Linked DNA regions of Homo sapiens: region 1 is linked to region 2. The links are chromatin loops, found by intact Hi-C in ENCODE. Cell type or tissue: PC-9. All regions are shown on one strand. Each heading gives the region's core, and the rest is flanking DNA. Links, peaks and the distances in the headings are about the cores only. Region 1 overlaps VTCN1 (V-set domain containing T cell activation inhibitor 1). Region 2 has its middle 27 kb from the start of LINC01525.

Region 1 (12,502 bases), core at 2,303-10,302, 120 kb after region 2:
TGTCTCTCTGCCTGGATATGGGGGGAAGCTAAGTCTTAATTTCAAAATGCAGTTAACTCTCCTGCGAGGAGAATTACCTTGGAGGAAAACAAATGTCTGTTTCTATCCCTGGATACCAGAGCTGGACAATCTCTACCCAAGCAAACTCCAAATCCCTGTGATGACAAAGCTTGTGAATGGAATTTCTGTGGGTGATAGATGAATGCTGTTTGTTTCTTCTTTCTCCTTCTCCCTACCCACCCTAACTTTATCCTCCAGGGAGAAAAATACATAAAATCCAGAAGCTTCACAGATCCCTAGGAAAATGCCTAATTCCCTAAGGGATAGGCTTTTTTATGACCACTGAAGTTCCTCTTACTTGGAGAAAATTTTCTATTGTAACCATAATATACCTAGAATTTAGGTCCTTGGGGTTTGTGATTGGCCAAAGGGTTGTGATGTATAGCAATACTATGAGCAAATAATTATTCGCACCTATAATACAATGGGCTATACACAGGTGGACCTCTGAGGAAGTACTGAGTGGCTTCAATGATAAAAAAAAAAAAAAAAAAATGACTGCATTTTTAAGGCCTAGCGCTTCAAAGGCTATATTGTCTTACGTGTCTGACTTTGGCATCTGCCCTTTCTGACTTTTGACCCTGCAGCCTTCAGCATGCCGGAAGTGAATGTGGACTATAATGCCAGCTCAGAGACCTTGCGGTGTGAGGCTCCCCGATGGTTCCCCCAGCCCACAGTGGTCTGGGCATCCCAAGTTGACCAGGGAGCCAACTTCTCGGAAGTCTCCAATACCAGCTTTGAGCTGAACTCTGAGAATGTGACCATGAAGGTTGTGTCTGTGCTCTACAATGTTACGATCAACAACACATACTCCTGTATGATTGAAAATGACATTGCCAAAGCAACAGGGGATATCAAAGTGACAGGTGGGTTCCTGCATGCTTTTGTATGGATTTACTGGGGAAAGAGTAAAATCTAAATTAAAATTTAACTTCATTAATAGATATATACCAAGGCACAAAAATCTCTAGAGTCCTCTTCACTAAGAATTTGATCACTCAATTCCAGTTGAGATTGTATTACATAAGAGAAAGCCCAACACAAAACAATATGTATGGCATATAGGTCAAAGATGGCAATTAGGTTTCATCTTGTATGCTTTCTCATTGACTGGTTGTCTGGAGAACAGTGTTTAGGATTCTGAGGCTCTGTGTAACTCAGTAGGACTACCTTGCTACAGCAGTGAGGAAGTGATAATTACTTGACATCTTTGATATGTTCAGCTGGACTTCAAGCCCTCCAAAACTTAGGCTAGAAACCAAGGTTTGCTTCCACCCTGCCTTTGAGAAGGCTGTGAATCTGAAGACTAAAAGTCTGGAGTCTGACTTAGTTTTATTCATCCCTCATGAGACTGACTCATGATCCCACTAATATTGGCTCAAGATTAATCTGAAACCCCTAGATGGAACTGGTCTCCCAGCACCCTAGCTGAGAGCTGGCTGAGAAGACCCAGCACCCTAGTCTCCCTGCAGTGCTTTAGTGCATACAAAACCTTAGGTTGAGCTAGTATCAAGAAAATGCATAGACTGAATTCTGACTTTTAAGACCATCCTTCCTGGGGCGAAATTGGATTCAAACTGTAGTGAAAGGAGTACGTCAGGAGGCTGCCATTTAAATCAAGCCTAGCACTGGGCACAAAATACCTTACACATTATAAGTACCCTATAAATGTTTGCCGAATCTAACTGAATAAATCATATTCTTATGATTTTTTAATTTGAAATTATACATATGAACCCAAAATTATCTACAACTCAGATATATCAATTTAAAAAATAAATTACACTCACACACACAAAAGTAACCTATGGAATGGGAGAAAATATTTGTAAATCATTTTAAGGGGTTTCAATCCAGAATATATTAAGAACTCCTACAACTCAACAACAACAAAAATCAAATAACCTCATTTTAAAATGGGCAAAGTACTTGAAGAGACATTCAACCCAAGATGATATAAAAATAGCTAAAAAGCAAATGAAAAGATGCTCAACATCACTAATCATTGGAGAAATGCAAGTCAAAACCACAATGAGATATCACCTAATGCCCATTAGGGTGGCTACTCTAAAAACAAAATAAGGCAAAAACAGAAAATAACATGTTGGTGAGGATGCGGAAAAATTGGAACCCTCATGCACTGTTGGTGGGACTGTAAAATGGTGCAACTTCTATAGAAAATAGTATAAAGTGTCATCAAAACAATTAAAAAAAAGAACTACTGAGATATGGAGCCAGCCGGACTTCGTGGGTCGAGTGGGGACTTGGAGAACTTTTCTGTCTAGCTAGAGGATTGCAAATGCACCAATCAGCACTCTGTCTAGCTAAAGGATTGTAAATGCACCAATCAGCACTCTGTAAAAATGAACCAATCAGCACTCTGTAAAATGGACCAATCAGCGCTCTGTAAAATGGACCAATAGGCAGGAAGTGGGCGGGGCCAAATAAGGGAATAAAAGCTGGCCACTGGAGCCAGCAGCAGCAACCCGGTAGGGCTGCTGTCTGTGATGTGCAGGGTTTGGTGTTTTGCTGTTCACAATAAATCTTGCTGCTGCTCACTCTTTGGGTCCACACTAGCTTTAAGAGCTGTGACTCTCACTGCGAAGGTCTGCAGCTTCATTCCTGAAGTCAGTGAGACCACAAACCCACTGGGAGGAACAAACAACTCCAGATGCACCATATCTGAACATCTGAAGGAACAAACTCCGGACACACCATCTTTAAGAATTGTAACACTCTCCAAAAAAAAAAAAAAAGAACTGTAACACTCAGGTTGGGCATGGTGGCTCACACTTACACTATCATATGATCTAACAGTCCTGCTTCTGGGTATGCCTTCAAAAGAATTCAGAGTCTGAATGAGATATTTGAACACCCATGGTCACAGTAGCACTATTCACCAAAGTCAAGAGATAGAATCAACCCAAAATGTCCATTAGTAGATGAGTAGATAAACAAAATATGGTATACACATACAATAGAATACCATTCAGGCTCAAAAAGGAAGGAAATCCTATCATATGCTATGACATGAATGAACTTTCAGGACATTATCTATGTGAAATAAGCCAGTCACAAAAAGACAAATACTATATGATTTAAACAAAGCATCTAAAGCAGTCAAATGCACAGAAACAGAAAGTAGAATGGTGGTTAGCAGAGGGCAGGGTGGAAGAGTTGAAGGAGAAAGGTTTTTGTTTAATGAGTATAGAGTTTCAGATTTGCAAAATGAAAAAGTTCTAATGATTTGTTTTATAACAACGTGGATATACTTAACACTACTGAACTGTACACTTAAAAATGCTTAAGATGGTAAATTTTGTTGTTTTTACTGCAATTTTTAAAAAGTATCTAACTAAAAAATTACATATGAGAGCGAGAGCTCTTGCACCATCTTGAGGAACAAATTGGCAACTATCCTGGTTAGGATTATTAGTTGCCTGTAACAGAAAACCAATATAAATAAATCTAGTCTGAAAGGGAAGTGTAGGAAGTGTACTAGAATGTTGTGGAACCAAAGACAGGAAGTTCAGTTGACTTCAGGATCAACTGGAACCAGGAACTTAAATCCCATTGAGATTCTTTTTCTCTCATTTCTACTTAATTCTCTCTTTACTCTCTTGTTTTAGTCCATATGGCAAGACGTGATTGCCAAGCATTCCTATATTTAAAAATCTCTTACTCAAGAGAGTGGTGAGACTGAACCTCAATTCATCAGTCTCATTCTACATTCCCAAGAAGGACTTTGACTCCACTTGGGTCAGCTGCCCATACCTAGGCCAATGAGGCAGTATCTGATGAAAGGCCTTCCCAGAAGAGAAGGAGGGACTGAAGTATTGGTCATTTAAAACAATGGGTGCTGACAACAGTATCTCAGTCCAGTTCCCAGTAAAAAGCTCCAAGCTGTGTAAATAATGTCTTCTAGTAGCAAGGGCCACAACTGAACAAGACATAGACATTGAGCACACCTTTTATTCAATTAACAGATCTGTCTTCTTTACATGTTTGTTGGATACATCAAAACAAGTGTTCGAAGTGTCAGGCTAGGATGAAATACAACTTTTGGTAGCTCAAAATTAAGAAAATAGCAGAATTTCTTATTGTTGTAGACAAAGTAGGTGCTCCATGCATGTTTTTAAACAAGTAGGGCCATGGGATTTACATATTGTGTTCTCTGCCTATACTGCTAATTTAGGTCATTCATTTAACAAATATCTATTGTGTGCCAAGTATGTTCAGAGTACTTTTTTAAGCCCCCTGAGATACTGAAATGAATAGCATAAGTATCAAAAGAGAAGTTAATCACAGTGTAGATTTAGTACCTATGGGAAAGAGTTGTTAATTATGACTGAAGTGGATCCATAGATAAGGCAGAGTTCCGGCTGGGTTTTGAAGAAGAAAAAAAATGGTTTGGATAAAATGGGAAGACCTGAAGTCAGGAGCTTACAGTAATGGTCTGGGGGAGAAATTATGAGAGTATTAACTGGAGCAGGGGCAATGGGAAAGAAAAGGGGGAAGAATCAAAAGTTGCATAAACAAAATAATGTACAGTCCTTGGTGATGCAAATGTGAAAGTCAAGAGAAATCACAAGTCAAAGTGGGTTTGATATTTCTACCCAGGATACTTAGGAGGTTGGTGATGCTACCAGAAAAAAAAAAAAAACCCACCCCAAAACATAGGAGCAATATGTGTGGGGAGTAGATAAGGGTTTTAGAGATGTCGAGTTTGAAATGCCCATAGTGTACCCAGGTAGAGATGCCCAGTGCTTAGCACAATAGCCAGCATGTGATAGGTTTTGGGGAGAACACTACACCCTTACTCCATATATTTCCTTTTATGAGAAGGGATCCCCACCAGTGTCATCTTTTTAGCCTCTCTCTTCCTCCCTCTTTCACTCTTCCTGAGAGAACAAGGAATTAATTTATCTGATTGATGAGTATATTAGGAGCAGCTGGACATAAGTAGCTCAGCTCCTCCTTTTTCTTTTTGTTTTTGCTAACTCTCAGGAAGCCCGTGTACATTCTGCTGTGCTCCTGCAGGCCGTCAGTTGTTCAGGGGTAGAATCTGCTCCTGCAGGAGACTTGCACCAGTCTGGTTCTGTCTGACAGTGGGGAGTCTCGGCTGTAGCCCACTTGCCTAACTACAAAGCCTCATTCTCTATTAACATATTTTCAGCACTAAAGGTGATATTTTGATCTTCCAGTTGCCTTATTTTTTTGTCCTTCTCTTTAATTGGTTCAGAGCTAAGCTGGGGAAGAGGCTGTTATTTATTGGACTTCTTTGAACCCCAATAGTAGGTACTCAGAAATATTTACTGAATAATTATGTTTTTAAATGACATATCTAGCAGCAACTGGAAATCTAGATGTGGAACTCAAGACAGAGTTCAAACTAAGGAGGTAGACTTGGAAATGACTAGCATGAAAGTGATATTTATTAGGCTTGAGTGATGTTGGCTTTATTGTCGTTTTTACAGCCAGTACTTATGGAGTGCTTATTATAGGCCAGACACTGTTCTAAGTGCTTTGCATGCACTAACTCATTAATCCTCATAAGAACCCTATGAAGTAGGTTATTAGTATTCTAGCCCTATTTATAGATGAAGAAACTGGAGCACATACATTGAGTAACTTGCCTAAAGTCACACAGCTGGTAAGTGACAGAGCTGAAATGAAATAAAAGAGATAGGATTGTCTAGGGAGGAAATTGAGCAAAAGAAGTATGATTTCATTTCTTTACATCTACCATTCTCTGCTTCAGAATGAGAATAATACTTCCTAGACACTTTATAGTGGTATGATGAAAGCTAATGTAATGACGTGGATCCTGTAAAGATCACTGCCTGGAGGGAAAATGCGTCTCAAGCCAAGAACTGGCCATGGCTGTTTGTTTAGCCTATTCTTTATTTGGTAACCCATAACAATCTCTTATTGGTATAGTTTTTCATTCGGCTGAGTGTTCACTGGAGTGGACCACAGAATGGAATTTTCTTTGAAGAAAGAGAAAGCTCTACTTTTAAGCCAGTTACGGAGAGGTGGGCAAAGGGGTAAAAAATTGCCTGAATTAGGAACAACTTGTTCTGTTTTTCAGGTACTTTTCTTTGCTAACCAGTCATGTGAAGAAGACATCCAGCTTCTCCTGTATGACCCTAAACTTTTTCTCTCACTTCACAGAATCGGAGATCAAAAGGCGGAGTCACCTACAGCTGCTAAACTCAAAGGCTTCTCTGTGTGTCTCTTCTTTCTTTGCCATCAGCTGGGCACTTCTGCCTCTCAGCCCTTACCTGATGCTAAAATAATGTGCCTCGGCCACAAAAAAGCATGCAAAGTCATTGTTACAACAGGTGAGATTAATCACAAATAGTGTGGGATATTGGTTCTGTGGGTGCTTGTGCTCCTAATGAGAGTCGGATAGCCTTCAGCATCAGCCACAGAAAGAAACATTTAATGACACCAGGGCTGTGACATTATTTCCACTAGTACTGGGAAAGGTAATCATTTGTTAGGTCAGCAAACAGCATAGACTTCATTGACAGACCCATAGGAAAAATAACATACAATTCAAGTATTTATGTAAATTCAAATACCTTTTAAGTTACTCAGTCATCAATGAAGGCAAAATAACTTATTGAAGAGAAAGAGATATTTAGCCCTGAGTAATTACCCTGGATTCCACTGTTATTTATAAAGCATATCATCATTCACATAAAACCCCTCCCTGCCCTTCCAGCCGGCCCCTGTGGACAGTTGGCAGATGACTCACCAACTAGCCCTCCTGCTGAGATTTCCTTCTCACTTCAGTCCTCTGGCTCCAATTATTGTTAGGATATTTCCTTTTGAATATTCTTCTGCATATGAAATGTGTATAAAGCTGAGATCATGAAGTTCCAGTCGATACTCCCATATTACTCAGTGGCATCCCCACCAAGCCTCCAGGGTTACAGCCTCAGAGCTATTTTTGTCTCCCCTCTGTCCCGCATGTCAATTTCTTATCAACCCCTACCTATCACATTTTCCCCTGTGTTGCCTCTCAGATTGACCCTAATCCAGCCTTCATCATCTCACACCCCGACTGGTTTTGAAACACTGTACCTGCTCCTTCCTTTCCCTGTTTTAGCTGATAGGAAACACGGTGCCAGAATCGAAGTATTCTGAAACACGATTTCATCATAGCCTTCCTTTGCTCCAGAGCCTAAAGTGACTCTCTGGGCATAACTATATCGAAGTCAAAGTCACAGAAGCATACCTACCCACCATTACTACCTACCACTACTGCTGCCTACCACTACCTGCTAACTACCATTACTTTCTGGTCTTGCTCCCTCCCTCACTGTCTTTTCCTGGAAATCTTCTCTACTCTGTGGCAATTTATACCCACTACTTCCTTTATCCATTTTAGGAAAATGCTTCCTAGCTTATATCCCACCTCCCCAAGAGTCTTTGTATTTTATATCCTCTTGGCATGCATGTATGATTTATGTCTTACACTCTCCAGGGTACATGTATTCCTTGCCTACATTGCTAAGTCCTCAGAGGCAGGTAAAGATCTGTTGATCTGCTTCTTTTCATTCTTTCTCTTGTTCTCCAAGATTTCACTATAGTGCAGTGAACAAAGGAGATTCTTTGTAAGGAAACCCGCCAGTTTTCATCATTTCCAATCCTCCACAGTTGTCAGCAGAGATTTCCCTAAGGAAACTGTCCCTTGGGAATCTCACTAGTAGAGTGAAAAGCACTTTTTTCTTTCCTTGATTCCCCACAACACTGCAAATGAGTGTTTAATAACCTGCAACTAAATAATATGTCCTATATAACATAGCTGACTCATCTTTACCTTGTATTCCCTTAGAGTAATAATTTACAGCTTTAAAAAAATATCCACGACATACATCTAATGGATAATGTTCACATGCAGCACACGTAGGCTTATATACAATTACCCAGTTAGCTGCAGTCCACCTCTTTCTCCCTGGCACCATAGAGGAATAACCATAAATCAAGTAGATTTTTTAAAGTAAATGAGTAAGGCTGGGCATGGTGGCTCACACCTGTAACCCCAGCACTTTGAGAGGCCAAGATGGGAGGACTGCTTGAGCCCAGGAGTTTAAAACCAACCTGGGCAATATGGTGAGACCCCCATCTCTACAAAAAAATTTAAAAATTAGCCAGGTGTGGAGGTCCACCTGTGGTCCCAGCTACTCAGGAGGCTGAGGTGGAAGGATTGCATGAGCCCAGGAGGTTTAGGCTGCAGTGAGCCAATGTTTGCACCACTGCACTCCAGCCTGGGCAACAGAGTGAGACCCTGTCTCAAAAAAATAATGATAAAAGTAAATGAATAGAACATTATTTGAGACACACATTATAATGGGTAATGGCATTTTAGGCCACACACACTCCCTGGTTAGGAATTGAGGCAGAAACCACCTTTCCACCTCTATTCAGGAGCCTGCCCAGACTCCTCTCAGTTCTCATTTACTATAAGGACCCATCTCTTCTCTTCCTTGAGACTGCCACTGGGATGATACCCCGTTAAGGAGAGATTCAAGCCATCTCTTTTTCCCCAGCAACCCATGGGACCATGTGGCCTCAATAGAACAACATCAAAATACTGAAAAATAAGCCCCTTTCTAAACAAGAGATACACCACGCAGTGGCAGGGAAGCTCTCAGTTCTCAATAATTGTTTTGTGAATGGCTATAATGGTATCTTATTGCTGTTATTTCCACAATCCCAGGGATCTACAGAACTATTTCACCACCAGATATGACCTAGTTTTATATTTCTGGGAGGAAATGAATTCATATCTAGAAGTCTGGAGTGAGCAAACAAGAGCAAGAAACAAAAAGAAGCCAAAAGCAGAAGGCTCCAATATGAACAAGATAAATCTATCTTCAAAGACATATTAGAAGTTGGGAAAATAATTCATGTGAACTAGACAAGTGTGTTAAGAGTGATAAGTAAAATGCACGTGGAGACAAGTGCATCCCCAGATCTCAGGGACCTCCCCCTGCCTGTCACCTGGGGAGTGAGAGGACAGGATAGTGCATGTTCTTTGTCTCTGAATTTTTAGTTATATGTGCTGTAATGTTGCTCTGAGGAAGCCCCTGGAAAGTCTATCCCAACATATCCACATCTTATATTCCACAAATTAAGCTGTAGTATGTACCCTAAGACGCTGCTAATTGACTGCCACTTCGCAACTCAGGGGCGGCTGCATTTTAGTAATGGGTCAAATGATTCACTTTTTATGATGCTTCCAAAGGTGCCTTGGCTTCTCTTCCCAACTGACAAATGCCAAAGTTGAGAAAAATGATCATAATTTTAGCATAAACAGAGCAGTCGGCGACACCGATTTTATAAATAAACTGAGCACCTTCTTTTTAAACAAACAAATGCGGGTTTATTTCTCAGATGATGTTCATCCGTGAATGGTCCAGGGAAGGACCTTTCACCTTGTCTATATGGCATTATGTCATCACAAGCTCTGAGGCTTCTCCTTTCCATCCTGCGTGGACAGCTAAGACCTCAGTTTTCAATAGCATCTAGAGCAGTGGGACTCAGCTGGGGTGATTTCGCCCCCCATCTCCGGGGGAATGTCTGAAGACAATTTTGGTTACCTCAATGAGGGAGTGGAGGAGGATACAGTGCTACTACCAACTAGTGGATAGAGGCCAGGGATGCTGCTCAACCTCCTACCATGTACAGGACGTCTCCCCATTACAACTACCCAATCCGAAGTGTCAACTGTGTCAGGGCTAAGAAACCCTGGTTTTGAGTAGAAAAGGGCCTGGAAAGAGGGGAGCCAACAAATCTGTCTGCTTCCTCACATTAGTCATTGGCAAATAAGCATTCTGTCTCTTTGGCTGCTGCCTCAGCACAGAGAGCCAGAACTCTATCGGGCACCAGGATAACATCTCTCAGTGAACAGAGTTGACAAGGCCTATGGGAAATGCCTGATGGGATTATCTTCAGCTTGTTGAGCTTCTAAGTTTCTTTCCCTTCATTCTACCCTGCAAGCCAAGTTCTGTAAGAGAAATGCCTGAGTTCTAGCTCAGGTTTTCTTACTCTGAATTTAGATCTCCAGACCCTGCCTGGCCACAATTCAAATTAAGGCAACAAACATATACCTTCCATGAAGCACACACAGACTTTTGAAAGCAAGGACAATGACTGCTTGAATTGAGGCCTTGAGGAATGAAGCTTTGAAGGAAAAGAATACTTTGTTTCCAGCCCCCTTCCCACACTCTTCATGTGTTAACCACTGCCTTCCTGGACCTTGGAGCCACGGTGACTGTATTACATGTTGTTATAGAAAACTGATTTTAGAGTTCTGATCGTTCAAGAGAATGATTAAATATACATTTCCTACACCATTGTCTGCCTGGTTTGTCAAAAAAAGTGAGTGAAGGGAAGATGGACTAAAAAGCCATAGAGCAGGTTCTAAAGATTAGTACCTAACACTTAACAGGCCTTCAATAAATGTTTGTTGAGTGAATGGGTAAATGAATGGGAGGAAAGATAAGACTGTGAGTATGGGCTGAGTGGCTGGGTCTAGTTTCTTAGTGAAATTCCACTGGGCTTATACCAGCTTGGCACATTTCCATCTTGGGAGATACCAGTAGCAATGGGCTTCAGGCAGATACATGTAGGAGAGTACATACAGGTGGACAAACTAATTGCTATATTGTCAAGAAATCTGACTTTCACTACTGAGAAATTATTAAATTCTCAAACATTAGAGCTGTAAAAAACTCAAAGTCATCTTTTCTAGTCCTTTAATTTTTCAGATAAAGACCCAGAGACTCAGGGTAAAAGAAATGTAACTGGCTATGCTCAGATTTTATAACATTATAAAAGCCACACTGGTAATTGATAGAGAGATGTAATCTACAGAAAATTTAATTGCCAAATGGAAAATTCCCAGAGGATTTTTAGACCAACTTTGCCCTGTTGCATTCCCAGTTTGGTCCCAATATAGGCCTTCTGCAAGAAGAGATCAATGCCGAACCGAACTGTGAAAGCATGAACAATCCCGGCCCAGATTAATTATTTGGCTTTGTCCGTGAGCACACAGTAGGTACATTAGACAACAGATGTGTCATATCACCCCGACTGCAAGGACCAGATTTTGAGGTACACCATAGACATCTGGGGATGTTCAAACCGATGTGCCAAAGGAGAAAACATTTCAGAAGTGTCGACACATTTGAGGGAACAGACAAGTCAAACTTCAAGGTGAAGTATGGGCTGTCAGCTATCTCCAGGTTGTAAATACACAATGACCTCAATCTGTGCATTGTTAACTGGGGGAGAGAAGTGTGCAGGGGTTATTATTACATAATAAGGATTCTGCCCTGTGGCGTATGTCATGTGCTTTGGTTCTGTTGATGAAACTTGTAATTCCCAGTCTGCTTCCAGCTGGTGAAGTCTCCACACATCCATCAGGCTGCTCTAATTCCCACTATATTACTATGTGTTTGAACTGTTTGCTCCTTCGAACCTTGGCTTATTTCATCTTTCATGGAATCATTCCCAGGAGTTTCAATATGGGAGTCATCAATGAAAATAAACAGAGTCACAGAAACAGATGCCTTGTCCATGAGCACACAGTAGATACCTTAGATAACAGATGTTATCACATCAGCCCAACTGCAAGGACCAGATTATGAGGTACACCACAGACATCTGGGGATGCTCAAACCTAAGTGCCAAAAGCTAAAACATTCCAGAAGTATGGATACATTTGCTGTCTCCCATCTTTCTTTAAATTTTGCCCATAATCAAGGTCCCTCCAAAATTCTTCTTTCCTCATGAAGCTATCTATCACTTCATGGTCCAACGCACCGTTATGTTACTCTTTTCTTTAGTCTACACATGCATTTTTTTCATTGCTGTGCACTTGGACTCACTTGAAGATGATAACAAAATAAGGATGGGACCCAGGCAGCCCTTGGAAGTTTGCTCTGTGAAAGAGGATCAAGTAGATATTCCCTGGCAGGCTTGTTTACTGATGGTGTCTGCTGGGCCAATGCAATTAATTTGCAGCCTGGAAACAGCAGGTCTGTAGTTCTCACTCCAGGAGCCCCTGTCTACTGGAAGATTGGCTCCCTTGATGATGGCATTGCCTTGACTCTTCTCAAAGTCATAACTTTGACCTTCAGCTTTATCTTATCTCATCAATTCAAATTGCCTGGCCTAAGAAGTATTCTTAGTAGTTTCAATTGAAAGATCTCTTACCCCAAACTCTAAAAGTTACTTTAAATAAGAACTTTATGGACACTTTGGTCTTATATCCTTTCCTTAGAACAAACCAAAAGCTATGTTCAGTTCATCTAGCCTATGAGCTGCTCATGGTAGACTGGAACCACTTCCTTTCTCTCTAGTTTTCTAATTTGCAGTTTCCAAACTTTATTTGTAACCATTCGTGTATCATTATAGGGAGAAC
Region 2 (12,502 bases), core at 1,575-9,574:
CAATATTATAGTAGCAGAAGACCTGTATGATTATCTGTGACTGTCACTGGCTTGTCATATGTCACTTTTCATTATGAAAAATAGGCATGAGAAGGGCAAGGAGAACTTCACTTCTTAAGAGACTTCAGCAAGTGGGTGAGAAAAATGTGCTAGTTTGTGAAGTGTTGAGAGCAGTTTGAAAGAAAAATGCAGTTAAACAAAACAAAACAGTATAACCAAGCTATAATGAAAACTGTGATTACCACTCTGCTGCCCCTTCAAAGAAGGGCTTCTTGTCCCAGCTGCTGGGAGTGCTGTTGGCAGATGACCTTCAGCTGCTTTCACTGCAGGATGCTTGCACATCTAGGGTACCCCCTTTCTTCAGGTGACCCACATCTAGTGACTGATGGGGGGATTAAAGGCCTTGCCAACTTTGGGGAAATATATATATATATATATATACACACACATCGCCCAGGCTGGAGTGCAGTGGAACAATCATGGCTCACTGCAGCCTCAACCTCCCAGGCTCAAGCAATCCTCCCACCTTAGTCTTCTGAGTAGCTGGGACCACAGGTATGTACCACCATGCCCAGCTAATTTCTTTTTTGTTTTTGTTTTTGTAGAGATGGATCTCCCTAATCTGCCTAGGCTGGTCTCAAACTCCTGAGCTCAAGCGACCCTTCTGCCTCAACCTCCAAAAATGTTGGGATTACAGGTGTAAGCCACTGTACCTGGCTGGGAAATATAATTTTTTGAAAACATCTTCTTTCTGCCCAGAAAACCTCTGCATGAAGATAGTGGAGGAAAAAAACAGTTGTGTTATTAAATAAGCATTAAACCAGAATGTGATACACATCACAGGCAATCCACTAAGAGACTGCAGAGACAAAAAGGTATTATACCCCTTTACATAGGAATCTCAGTCTGCTTCCTGCTGCTATAAGAGAATAACACAGTCTGGGTGCAGTGGCTCACGCCTTTAATCCCAGCACTTTGGGAGGCCGAGGCGGGCGGATCACCTGAGGTCAGGAGTTTGAGACCAGCCTGGCCAACATGGCGAAACCCTGTCTCTGCTAAAAAATACAAAAATTAGCTGGGCATGGTGGCAAGCACCTATAATCCCAGCTACTTGGGAGGCTGAGGTGGGAGAATCACTTGAATCTGGAAGGTGGTGGTTGCAGTGAGCTGAGTTCGTGCCACTGCACTCCAGCCTGGGTGACAGAGCGAGACTCCGTCTCAAAAAAAAAAATAAAAAAAACAAAAGAGAATAACACAGACTGGGTAATTCATAAAAAAAAAAAAAATAATAGATGGTTATTTGGCTCATGGTTCTGGAGGCTGGAAAGTCCAAGAGCATGACTGGCATCTGGCAAGGGTTATCCCATGGCTGAAGGCATTATACGGTAAGCAAGCAATGAGGCAGAGAGAAAATGGGGTGATGTGTATTATTTTATCAGGAGCTCAATCCCAAGAAAACTAACCCACTCCTGAGATAATGGCATTAATCCATGCCTGAGGGTACAACCCTCATGACCTAATTACCTCTTAAAGGTCCCACCTCTTAACACTATCACAATGGCAATCAAATTTTAACATGAGTTTTGGAGTGGACTTTCAAACCGTAGTAATAGCCAAGCAGATACGACAATTATGAACCTGTTTTTGAGATAAATAATAACTAGTTCTCAAGTAAGACGACTTGTCACACATCATTTATCCTAACTTTATCATGGTAATTGAGGGACCACCTATGTTGGTTTTATCCAGAGGAGAAACAAGTTTCTTATCTCTTTCCAACAGGACATAGTTTTGCAAGGCACTAAGTACTCACTAAAGTTAGGCTAGTAGGGGAGGAAAAAAAATAATGTTCTCTAAACTGGGACTTCCTATAACAAAAGATAGATTAACAAGAGAAATACAGACAGAAGCTTATTAAAATGTATACCTCACATACACATGGGAGAAAACCCAGAGAAATCAGTAAATCTCTGGAGTATATCTCAAAGAAAGCATTTAAATTTCAGGCTTAGATGCCATCTTTCTCTGGAAGGAAAGATGTGGAGGAGGGCCTGGTTTAGATGAAATGACCTGGGAAAGCATCTTAAACAAAGGTAAGGTTTGTTTTGCAGATTTAAGTAGATACCTTCTCCATTGTTTAAGAGTCTCTAGTGATTTAGTCTTCTTTTCCTGGTGCAAAGATGAAGAGACCCTTGCAAATGGTGATTTCCTTTGCAGATATATGTTTCTCTTATGAACATCCATCTTTTCAGAGCTACTCCTGTGTCTTCAGTTTCTCAAAATAACCAGCTCAAAATAATCAATATGCCAAAGAGGCATATTTTCGGGTGACATATTCTAGTTTCCTACAGTCTTTTTTTGAGTGTTGTGTCCTGAGCCCCATCAGATTCTAACTCTTCCATAGAAGTGGAAGATAGAAAAGCAATTTTTTCCTGATGTTTGCATTTAAAAAGATGGCTTTGAGGTTCTTGAGGAAATATTTCTGAGTTATGAGACTGGCAAGAATCTTACTTAGCTACTATAAAGATTTATATACAGTTGCAAAGGATAGATAAATTCTGAAAATTAAAGGGAAATGGGGAGAACTCTTCCCTTATTTTCAATTACAGGAATTGAAATAAGAATTAAGACTCTTATTTCTGATTTGTATTTGCCCTTGTGCTGTCTTGCTCCAACTCAGGAAACTATGAAAGGCCATTCTATGTTCATGACCCCTGGAGGAGTTTCCAAGGCTGTCATTGAGACTATGTAGCCAGACTTCATTGAGACTGGATCCTAACTGCAATATGAGCAATGCAGACTAGTAGATGTGATCTGCGGGACCAAAATAGATGCCCTTTTATCAACTAAGATGGATCCCAAGGTTAAGAAAACAAAAGTTACCTGTGAGTCAAGGGTCCAGAGCTTGGCTGGCACAGCAACTTCCTAAATTCTGACTACAAGAAAAACCTTGAGCATGTTAAACTCCCTAACAATAGGTGCTATCAGGCAAATTCCTAACTCTGATTTACAACGCAGATCACTACAACTCTGATTGGACAGAGGAAAAGCATTCTTTTCTGATTAGCAACTGCAGACCTCAAGCCAGTTTCAGCTGGCTTACAGAGACTACACACAATCTCTATGTCTTTGTGTCCTATAGTTTACCTTTTGTCGTAAAGGGCCAAACTCTACCGCATTTTAATACTAAAACCCTGCCCCTACATGAACATGAGATGCGTGTTATATATATATGTTTGCCCATTGTGCATGCACTCAACTCCTCTCATAAAGAAGTATGGCTTTCCCCCCAGACCTGCTAAATATGTATGACTATTATGTAATACAGATCCTGTGAGGCATAAAACCCAACCTGCCCTTTCCCTTTTCAAAGAGAGGATACCGTTGGTACACACTGAAGACTGACTCTTCCCGTTTTGCAAACTGATGTTGCCAGTAAACTTGCCTTTCTACTATTTAGCCATCCTTGTGGTCTTTTGAGTGGCATAGGAAATTGTTTATTTCTTTCAACATTCCTTCACCAGAATTTAAGCACATCTTGAGTACAGGTATACCTCACCTTAAGAAAACACTGGTTATGTGAGTTTTATTGAAAGAGTTAAATTGGAGGGAAATTTTAATAATAGTGTGAAAGGAAAATATCTTGGGCCCCTTCAAGCTGGGAACTGCTCAGGGCAAATCTGCCTCCCAGTCTATTCAAAGTCATCCCTCTGCTCACAGAGATAGGTGTATATTCTGATTGCCTCTTTCGGAAAGACTTACCAGAAACTCAAAAGAATGCAACCATCTGTCTCTCACCTACCTGTGATCTGGAAGCCCCCAGTGGGGGGGCCTTGCTTTGAGTTGTCCCTACCTTTCTGGATGGAACGAACGTACTTCTTACATATATTGACTGATACCTCATGTCTCCCTAAAATGTATAAAACCAAGCTGTGCCCCGGTCACCTTGGGCACATATCATCAGGACTTCCTGAGGCTGTGTCCCAGTGCATCCTCAACCTTGGCAAAATAAACTTTCTAAATTAACCGAGATCTGTCTCAGATTTTCTGGTTTCACAATAGTTACCATTGATTTAGCACTATTATGTGCCAAATCCTGCTAAATGCTATATAACTATTAGCTCATTTAATTTTCATAACAATCTTTGCAGAGATCCTGTTATTAGCTTCATTTTATAGCTATGAGAAACTAAGATTAGAAAGGCTAAATAATTTGCCCAAGTTCAAATCTAGGAAGTGGTGGAGTGAGATTTGAAACTCAATTCTGTCTGACACCAAAAACTTGGCTAATTAACAACTAGACAAAATGCCCCTTGCAACTATATTACAGCATGCTTTCCTTGCTGTGAATAATTAGTTCTTTTGTAGCACTGAGAAGAGAATTGTATAATGCCAAAAAAAAGAAAAGAGTGTGTGTGTTATGTAGTATATTTTCTGGGGGAAAAATGGACACTTGTAGCTGCATAAATATTAAACCCTTCCTCTTAGTCTATTTTCTTCAACATCCATGAAAATAACTGGACATAGACTAAAAAGCATTTCTCAATATTCAATACATCAGGAATCTACAAATTATTCAGGACAGTAGGATCTACGGAAAGATATATCTTGAAAATAGGCCTTATCTGTTGCCCAAGAGATACAGGGCCATTGGTAATTTCAATGCCCTCTTTGGTTTATATGGACAGTGTTAAGCAAAATAACTTTTAGTGTATCTTTTTTAAACCTCTTTCAAAGAGAGATACTCTATCAAGGCCGTTTTCAATGTTTCAGTACCTCTTGCCAGAGCCCTGCACATGTTCCTGCATCCTAACATGCTCACTGTGGGTTATGTCCTGAGAAGACCTGCTTGGTTTAGCAGCTGTGGTACCCATGAAAGAAATACATCTCTGATCCTGTGGTAAGTGAAATCAAATTTCCCTGCATTTCCGTAAGACCCCCTATACCAAAACATTGTTGGGGCTCACAAACTGATACCTCAAAATATGCTCATTGACATACTTAACTGAAGAAGCCTCAAGGTCTCTCTGATCTTCCCCATCTGGCCCCCCCAGTCTGTCCCAAAGACAGGATGATGTTGAAGTTCATTTATCTGGCCAGACATGGTCTCTCACGCCTGTAATTCCAGCAGTTTGGGAGGTCGAGGTGGGCGGATCACTTGAGGCCAGGAGCTCAGGACCAGCCTGGCCAACATGGTGAAACCCCATCTCTACTAAAAAGAAAAAAAAAGAAGTTTCTTCATCTGTCTGAGATCCTGAACAGATCCTTTCACAAGATAACATACAAGTTCATCTCTGTTCCTTGAACCGTTCATTCTCTCCAGCAATTCCCATAACAGAATTTCTCTTCTCCATCACCCCATAACCTATTTTGCCAGGATGGTACATAAGTTTCTGAATCCCGTTGGGGTGGGGTAATCACTCTGCAATTCATTCTGTGTGCATGTTAATAAATTTGTATGCCTTTTCTTCAATCAATCTGCCTTTTGTGAGTTGATTTTTCAATGAAATTTTTTTTTTTTTTTTTTTTTGAGGCAGAGTCTCTGTCACCCAGGCTGGAGTGTAGTGGCATAATCTCGGCTCACTGCAACTTCTGCCTCCCGGGTTCAAGAGATTCTCCTGCCTCAGCCTCAAGAGTAGCTGGACTACAGGTGCCTGCCACCATGCCCGGCTAATTTTTGTATTTTTAGAAGAGATAGGGTTTCACTATGTTGGCCAGGCTGGTCTCAAACTCCTCACATGAATATTCACACTGAATATTCATGGTGATCTGCCCTCCTCAGCCTCCTACAGTGCTGGGATTACAGGGGTGAGCCACCGCCCCCGGCCCTCAGTGAAATTTTAGAGTGGGGAGGGGAAGCTTTCCTTAGGCCCCTATAGCACAATGGTCAGTTTAGTATACCTTGTTTTCGATTCCTTTTGTCTTTGCTAAGAATTTAAGTAACACCTGAAGCACCAGTCAGGCAGCATTCCAAAGAAGGTTCAGCCGCATTTAAACCGTCGTGTCCCCCTGTGAGGCACTCCAGGCCAGATCCCAATCTCAGCCACATTCTTCACTTACACTTGACTGGCTGAGAAAGAACAGAACAAAACTGCCTTGGGTCAGAGGCCACTTTTTTATATCAGATGATCTAAACTGTTCCTGGAAGGATGTTTATCTGCTGGAACAAACACCCTGGGGCCTCCTGGCTGAAGCTGGGCTTTCCTCTGTCCATGCATCCTCCAAGGCTATCCAGAGTGCTTTGAGCAGCCCGCCTTGTCCATTCTTTCCATTTGTCTCTGTCTCCCCAGAGAGAAACGCCACAGGGAAGTACATGACAAGCTGCTATGTTACCTTAACATTGAATTCCCAGCAGGGATCACAAAGCCATGGAAGATACTGGTTCAGAAATTAGCTGAGAGGGACAGAGGGCTTTTAGCAGACGAGTGCTGGCTTTGCCTTAGAGAGCTTTCTGGGTGGTGCTCTGACTAAGGGCATTCAGGTCTTTATGATTCAGGGTTATTATAATGGCGGTGCTAACTTTTCTTGCGTACTGATGTAACTGGCAGCACATTAAGTGCTTCACCTATATTACTGCAGTCTTCCCAAGAATGCTATGAGATTGGACCATTAGTGCTAGGAGGTAGAAGGGCTGGGAGGTTCCCTTACCCATGGCCATACCAAGGGTCTGAGCCAGGATTCACACTGGTCTGCCTGGCTTTAGCATTCATCCCTCACTGTTACTATGCTGCAGAGGATGAATTGGCAGCCCATGGGCTGGATTTTGTTTAGCCTGCCAGTGTTTTAAAAGACATTTAAAAATCTGAGCCAATATTTAAAATGCAAGTGATTTCACATATAAACAAACAAAATTCTAACATCTCTTAAAAATAGCTATGACTGGCAACACTGGGTCCTCAATCCCAAAGGCTCCTGGCTATTGGAGGTAAGTATTGGCTTCCCTGCTACATGGGGCATGTGCTCCCAGTTTCCCATAGAACCTAGTATGGCAGGCTGGCTCCATTCATGTACCTGCTCCAGAAGAGCCAGACTTGCATTATAGCCTTCTATAGCATGATTTTTGGGTGCTGTGTGTACCCCTGACCTGGCATAGCCCTAGAAACAGAATTCTGTGCCAATACCATAGCTTGGGTTGGTTAGGAACAGAGAACTCAAGTGTAAGCTGCTGAGGGTTTGTGGCAGGTAATTTATGGTTAATTCCAAAGTCAGTTCATCTCCAAGGGAGAGGGCAGGATAAAGAGGTGGCATGGGAAGTGCTGGAAGTGACCATAGACCTGGGATTGACTCCAGGTTCTGCCACAGGCTGGTTACATGAGCCACATTGAGTCACTTTCTTTCCCTGTACCTATAAGAAGGAGAGATTGGAGTTGATGTTGTCAGGTGGGTGTCAGCTCTGAAATTCTAATATGCCACTGCTTGTTAGTCAAATTTTCACAAGAGAAACTGACTTTGGAGGTGTATCTTCTGGCAGTGGACAATGGGTGCAAACGAATAGGTAATTAGCAAACAACTCCGGCTCAGGTTCAGAGCAGCTGGAAGGTTATGGACCCGGCCCAGTGAAGAGAGGTGTGGCCCAAAGCACTGCAGCCATTTTGAATGCCAGAGCTTTCTGTCACATTAGTTCAGGGGTCAGTTCAGGGCTTGGCTCTTTATTTAGAAACCATAATAGGAACTACTTAAACCATTCTTTTCCAGAGCAAATGCCTCACCCCAAAAAATATCACTGGGAACTATATTAGAGAGAATTGCACAATCTTTCAGTGCATTCAGAGGAACTCACAGGAACTGTATTGTTTTCTACTTTCTTCCTTGCTTTTGAAACACAAACCTTATCACAACAAAGTGAACCTGTTTCTCCAATTAAAGCAGTCATGAAAATAAATAGTTATCCACAAAACTGCACTGTAAGAAATAAAAATAAGTCAGTAGATCAGGCAAAGTGCCAAGAAAACTCCTTCGTAATACATTTTACTTATCTCCTCTTTTGTGCCTCTGCAGGTCTCTTAATTCCCTCTGGCCTGTCACCATCTCTGAGTGTATGTTTCATTGGCTTCTTTGAATAAGCCTTATTGTCTCTTTAGCAAAGGTGGTGTGTGCAACCTTATGTTCTGTTGCTTGTCTGAAAATGAGACCTCAGGCATGACTTCCTGGTATCTCCCAGGAATGAGCAGGTTTTAGGATGTGGACCCAATAGAAACTCTTCTGAGAGCCAGATACCAATTGAGGTTCTTAGAGACCTCTATGAGAAGGCCAACTTGACTGAACTGAGCCTACTGGCTTGACTTTGTAGAAACTTCCTTCTATAGCGGAGGCTAGCTGACTTTCCAGCTTGTTCTGGGGCAGTGCCTCCTAGATCAAGGCTTCTCCAACTTTAATGTTAGAATGTAGATTCTCATTCAGAAAGCCTGGGGCATGGTCCAGGAGAGGGTCTGCATTTCTCCCAGGGCCCCTGGTGATGCTGATGCTCCTAGTCCAAGGACTGCATTTTGAGTTGCAAGGTCCTACACTAGTAATTCTCAAGTGTCTGCTACCAGGACCAACAGCAACAGCATCAACTGGTAACTTGTTAGAAATGGAAATTCTTAGGCTCCACCCCAGATCTCCTGAATCAGAACCCCTGGATGTGATCCAGTAATCTCTATTTTTTTTTTTTTTTTTTGAGACAGACCCTCACTCTTGTCCCCCAGGCTGGAGTGCAGTAGTGTGATCTGGGCTCACTGCAACCTCTGTCTCCCGGGTTCAAGCAATTCTCCTGCCTCAGCCTCCTGAGTAGCTGGGCTTACAGGCACCTGCCACAATGCCTGGCTAATTTTTGTAGTTTTGGTAGAGATGGGGTTTCACCATGTTGGCCAGGCTGGTCTTGAACTCCTGACCTCAAGTGATCTGCCCGCCTTGGCCTCCCAAAGTGCTGGGATTACAGGCGTGAGCCACTGTGCCTGGCTGTAATCCGTGTTTTAACAAACCTTCCAGGTGAGCCTGATACATGTGAGAGTTTGAGAACCACTGTCTGTGTCATTGTTATGGGTTGAATTGTGTCCCTCCTCTAAAGGATATATAGAGAACTCAATATATGAAATCCTAACCTCTAGTACTTATGAATGTAACTTTATTTGGATATAGGGTCTTTGCAGATTTAATCAAATTAAGATGAAATCATTAGGATGTACCTAGCCTAATATGATCAGCGTCCTTTAAGATGATCATGTGACATCACAGAGACACAGAGGGCAAAGATGATCTGATGACAACAGAGGCAGAGGTTTGAAGTGATGCATCTACAAGCTAAGGAATGCCAAAGATGACCAGAAAAAAAAAAAAAGAAGCTAGAAGAGGCAAAAAAAAGAATGTTTTTTTCTCCGTGTTTCCGAGGCAACATGGCCCTGCCAACATCTTAATTTTGAAAGTTTAGCCTCCAGAAGTGTGAGACAATAAGTCGCTGTCATTTTAAACAACATCATTTGTGGTACTTCGTTACAGCAGCCTTAGGAAACTAATACAATCGTGAAAGGCTTTCCCTGCTCAGTGATAGAACAGCAGGTACTTATAGGGCTCAGGTGCGGCTATTGACTGATGGGTAGCAGAAGATAGGGAAAGAAATGGAAGAAGGCAAAATAGAAAGCAAGAAGCAGTGATGATTTTTGTTCTGAGGTATTTGTGGGCTTAATAATTTTTAAAACATTATTTGTAAGTTAATTATCAAACATTTATTGAATGCTTACTACATGCCAAGATCCGTTTTAGATTCTGGGGATATAACAATGATCAAGTCCAGTTTCTTTTCCTCAAGAAACTTGCAGTCAGTACAGGAAAGAGTTGAGTAAACACGCCCTCACTATGCAAGGGCAGATGGCACTCAGAGTACACAGGCTATGGGAGCAGGGAAGCCACACAGAGTTGTATTGGTTGCGCATTGCACCACACATAGTCTTAGATGTAAATGGTCTCCCCTAGGGTTGTGTGGTGCACAAATGCTCTACTGAGCATGACAGCTCCGTTAGGAAGATTCAAGAGGAACATTAAATTCAGTTCTTTTGATTTTTATTTTATTTATTTATTTATTTATTTTTGAGATGGAGTTTCACTCTGTCGCCCAGGCTGGAGTGCAGTGGTGCAATCTCAGCTCACTGCAACCTCCACCTCCAGGTTTCAAGTGATTCTCCTGCCTTAGCCTCCCAAGTAGCTGGGATTACAGGCACCCGCCACCACACCCAGCTAATTTTTGTATTTTTAGTAGAGATGGGGTTTCACCATGTTGGCCAGGATGGTCTTGATCTCTTCACCTTATGATCCGCCCACCTTGGCCTCCCAAAGTGCTGGGAATACAGGCGTGAGCCACTGCACCCGGCCGTCTTTTTATTAATTTATTAAATTTTCAAGGCAGTCCTCTAGGGTCCATTCAATTTATTCTTGAAGGTCAAGAAAAGTTTCCCAAGGGAAATAGTATCTAAACTGAGACCTGAAGGGTAAGTAGAAGTTAATCAGGTAAGGGAAGCTGAGGGGGCTTTGGGTAATTGAAAAGGAAAGTGTTTAGAAAAACAAAACTGCACATACCAGACTGAGAGACAATGGGAGCATCTGTGAGGTGTGTACTCCATCAAGGGCTCTGTAGGCAAAAAGCTAACTACCTGATTTGCTAGTCAGATTCTTTTCAGGGCCTAGAGCCCCTTAAATAAGCTCCATTTTGTAGTAAGACTTTCTTTGGTTGCTCAAATATCTCCGAAGTAATTAAAGCCTGCAGATCTTAGTTGTTAAACTGCCTGATGCAAATTTCTTATAATAGAATAATTTAGGTGTCTAATGGAACAGAATATAATATGAGTAGAAGACATGAGATGTCAATGCTATGTTTAAAATGTGTATGTCTAATTGGCTAAGTAACTGTAACTTTTAACTTTCTATTTTAGCCAGGAGTCTTCCTCTTTTCCTTCCCAATGAGGGTCAGTTGTGGGGAGACCATATTAAAGCTGGCTTGTTTTTTTTGTTTGTTTTTTTGTTTTTTTTGAGACAGAGTCTCGCTCTGTTGCCCAGGCTGGAGTGCAGTGGCGTGATCTCAGCTCACTGCAACCTCCGCCTCCCGGATTCAAGCAATTCTTCTGCCTCAGCCTCCCGAGTAGCTGGGACTACAGGCGTGTGCCACCATGCCCGGCTAATTTTTGTATTTTTAGTAGAGATGGGGTTTCACCATATTGGCCAGGCTGGTCTCGAACTCCTGACCTCGCGATCCGCCTGCCTTGGCCTCCCAAAGTGCTGGGATTACAAGCGTGAGCTATGGCGCCTGGCCAGCTGGCTTATGTTTTTAACGTACTGTACCTTCTCAAAAATCCAAGGCTGTGTAAAGTCCACTCATGTAGAGAGAAGGAACCTGCTCAAGTTTTATTCTTGGAACTAGAAAAATCAGTCTTCCCTTTGGTGTTGAGTGTGAATTTCTGACTGGGAAGTCCAAGCTGAGGGGCAGGTGGAGGCCTGGGGGAGTTGGCCATGGCTTGGAGAAGGCAGCCACAGCTCAGCTGAGGCAGCCATGAGCACAGGGCAAATTGGGCAGACTACTCCTGGCAGCACAAGCTAGAGAGCATGTTGGGTGCGTCTGTTAGCGGTGGAGAATCCATATGGGTCTGCAACAACCTCAGTTCTTGCCTCCTCAGAAGAAAGAATTTGGCCAAGGGGTATAAAGCAGAAAAAAAGTCCTGGCAAGTTTTAGAGCAGGAATGAAAGTTCATTAAAAAGCTTTAGAGCAGGAACGAAAAAAAGTAAAACATACTTGGAAAAGGACCAAGCAGGCAAGTTGAGAGATCAAGTGCACAGTTTGACATTTGACTTGGGGTCTTATATACTGGCATGCTTCTGAGATTGAATCCCTCTTTCCCTGATTGTTCCCTTGGAATGGGCTGTCTGCATGCGCAGTGTGTTTATGGGAGTTGTACGCATGCTCACTTGAGGCATTCCTCCCTTGCGAGCCGAAAGTTTCTAGAAGATCACATACCAGTTAAACTCTGCCATTTTCCTCTTAGTGTGCATGCTTGAGCCCACTTGCTCAACTCCTGAGATCTTATCAGGAAGCTGCTGATCACCACTTTTAAGTGTTTTCTATCTATTAGGAGACTGCCTTTCCCTGGAGCCAGCTGTGCCCAATTGTTATTTTAGAGAGACAGTTAACAAACCACCGGACCATCACCTGATGGTTGCCTGACATTACAGGTGTGGGAAGGGGCCCCCTCTTGTCCTGCTCCCATCTGCCTGACTATCTACTGGAACCCTTCTCCAGCAGCAGCTCATAATATCATTCAGGTGAGACCAGGATGCACTGAACACTGGGTCTACAGGCTGGGGTGGGGCTGATGGTGGAGCTTCAGGGGAGGCCCAAAAGAGCAACACACACACCTGGAGAGCAAAGCAGCAGCTCCTAGTTGCAATCCTCATATTGGGAGTTGAGGGATAAGCTAAGATCTGGCTGTTTATTTACAAGCTGAAATGGCCTTTGCAAAAGTATGACTGAGGAAATTAT

The links. Hi-C counts contacts between places; a loop is a spot of excess contacts. Peaks named below come from ENCODE experiments on the same cell type or tissue, not always from the same donor. Only the 100,000 strongest peaks of a DNase experiment are listed, where the experiment ranks them.
Region 1: it touches region 2 in a loop (10-fold over the local background); 3 of 110 quality-filtered maps call a loop at or near these places.

What each region holds. Positions count from the first base shown.
Region 1 is chr1:117,141,515-117,154,016 of GRCh38, reverse strand. VTCN1 (V-set domain containing T cell activation inhibitor 1) reads left to right here. Exons shown (of 6, transcript NM_024626.4): 4 at 648-926; 5 at 6,235-6,404; 6 at 8,792-10,430. The coding sequence ends at 6,359. It overlaps LOC124904387 (a long non-coding RNA gene), which reads right to left. Exons shown (of 2, transcript XR_007066500.1): 2 at 10,816-12,502. Among named protein-coding and RNA genes, the nearest start is that of TRIM45, 26 kb to the right of the region's middle. RefSeq lists an enhancer at 6,375-7,574. In PC-9, for the core only: no CTCF peak of the experiment used is centred there; DNase peaks (open chromatin) are centred at 5,896 and 6,776; H3K4me3 peaks cover 1,505 bases; H3K27ac peaks cover 3,513 bases.
Region 2 is chr1:117,262,666-117,275,167 of GRCh38, reverse strand. No RefSeq gene overlaps it. Among named protein-coding and RNA genes, the nearest start is that of LINC01525, 27 kb to the left of the region's middle. RefSeq lists an enhancer at 5,747-6,265 and a silencer at 6,227-6,521. In PC-9, for the core only: no CTCF peak of the experiment used is centred there; DNase peaks (open chromatin) are centred at 3,017, 3,387, 6,017 and 7,717; H3K4me3 peaks cover 1,336 bases; H3K27ac peaks cover 3,602 bases.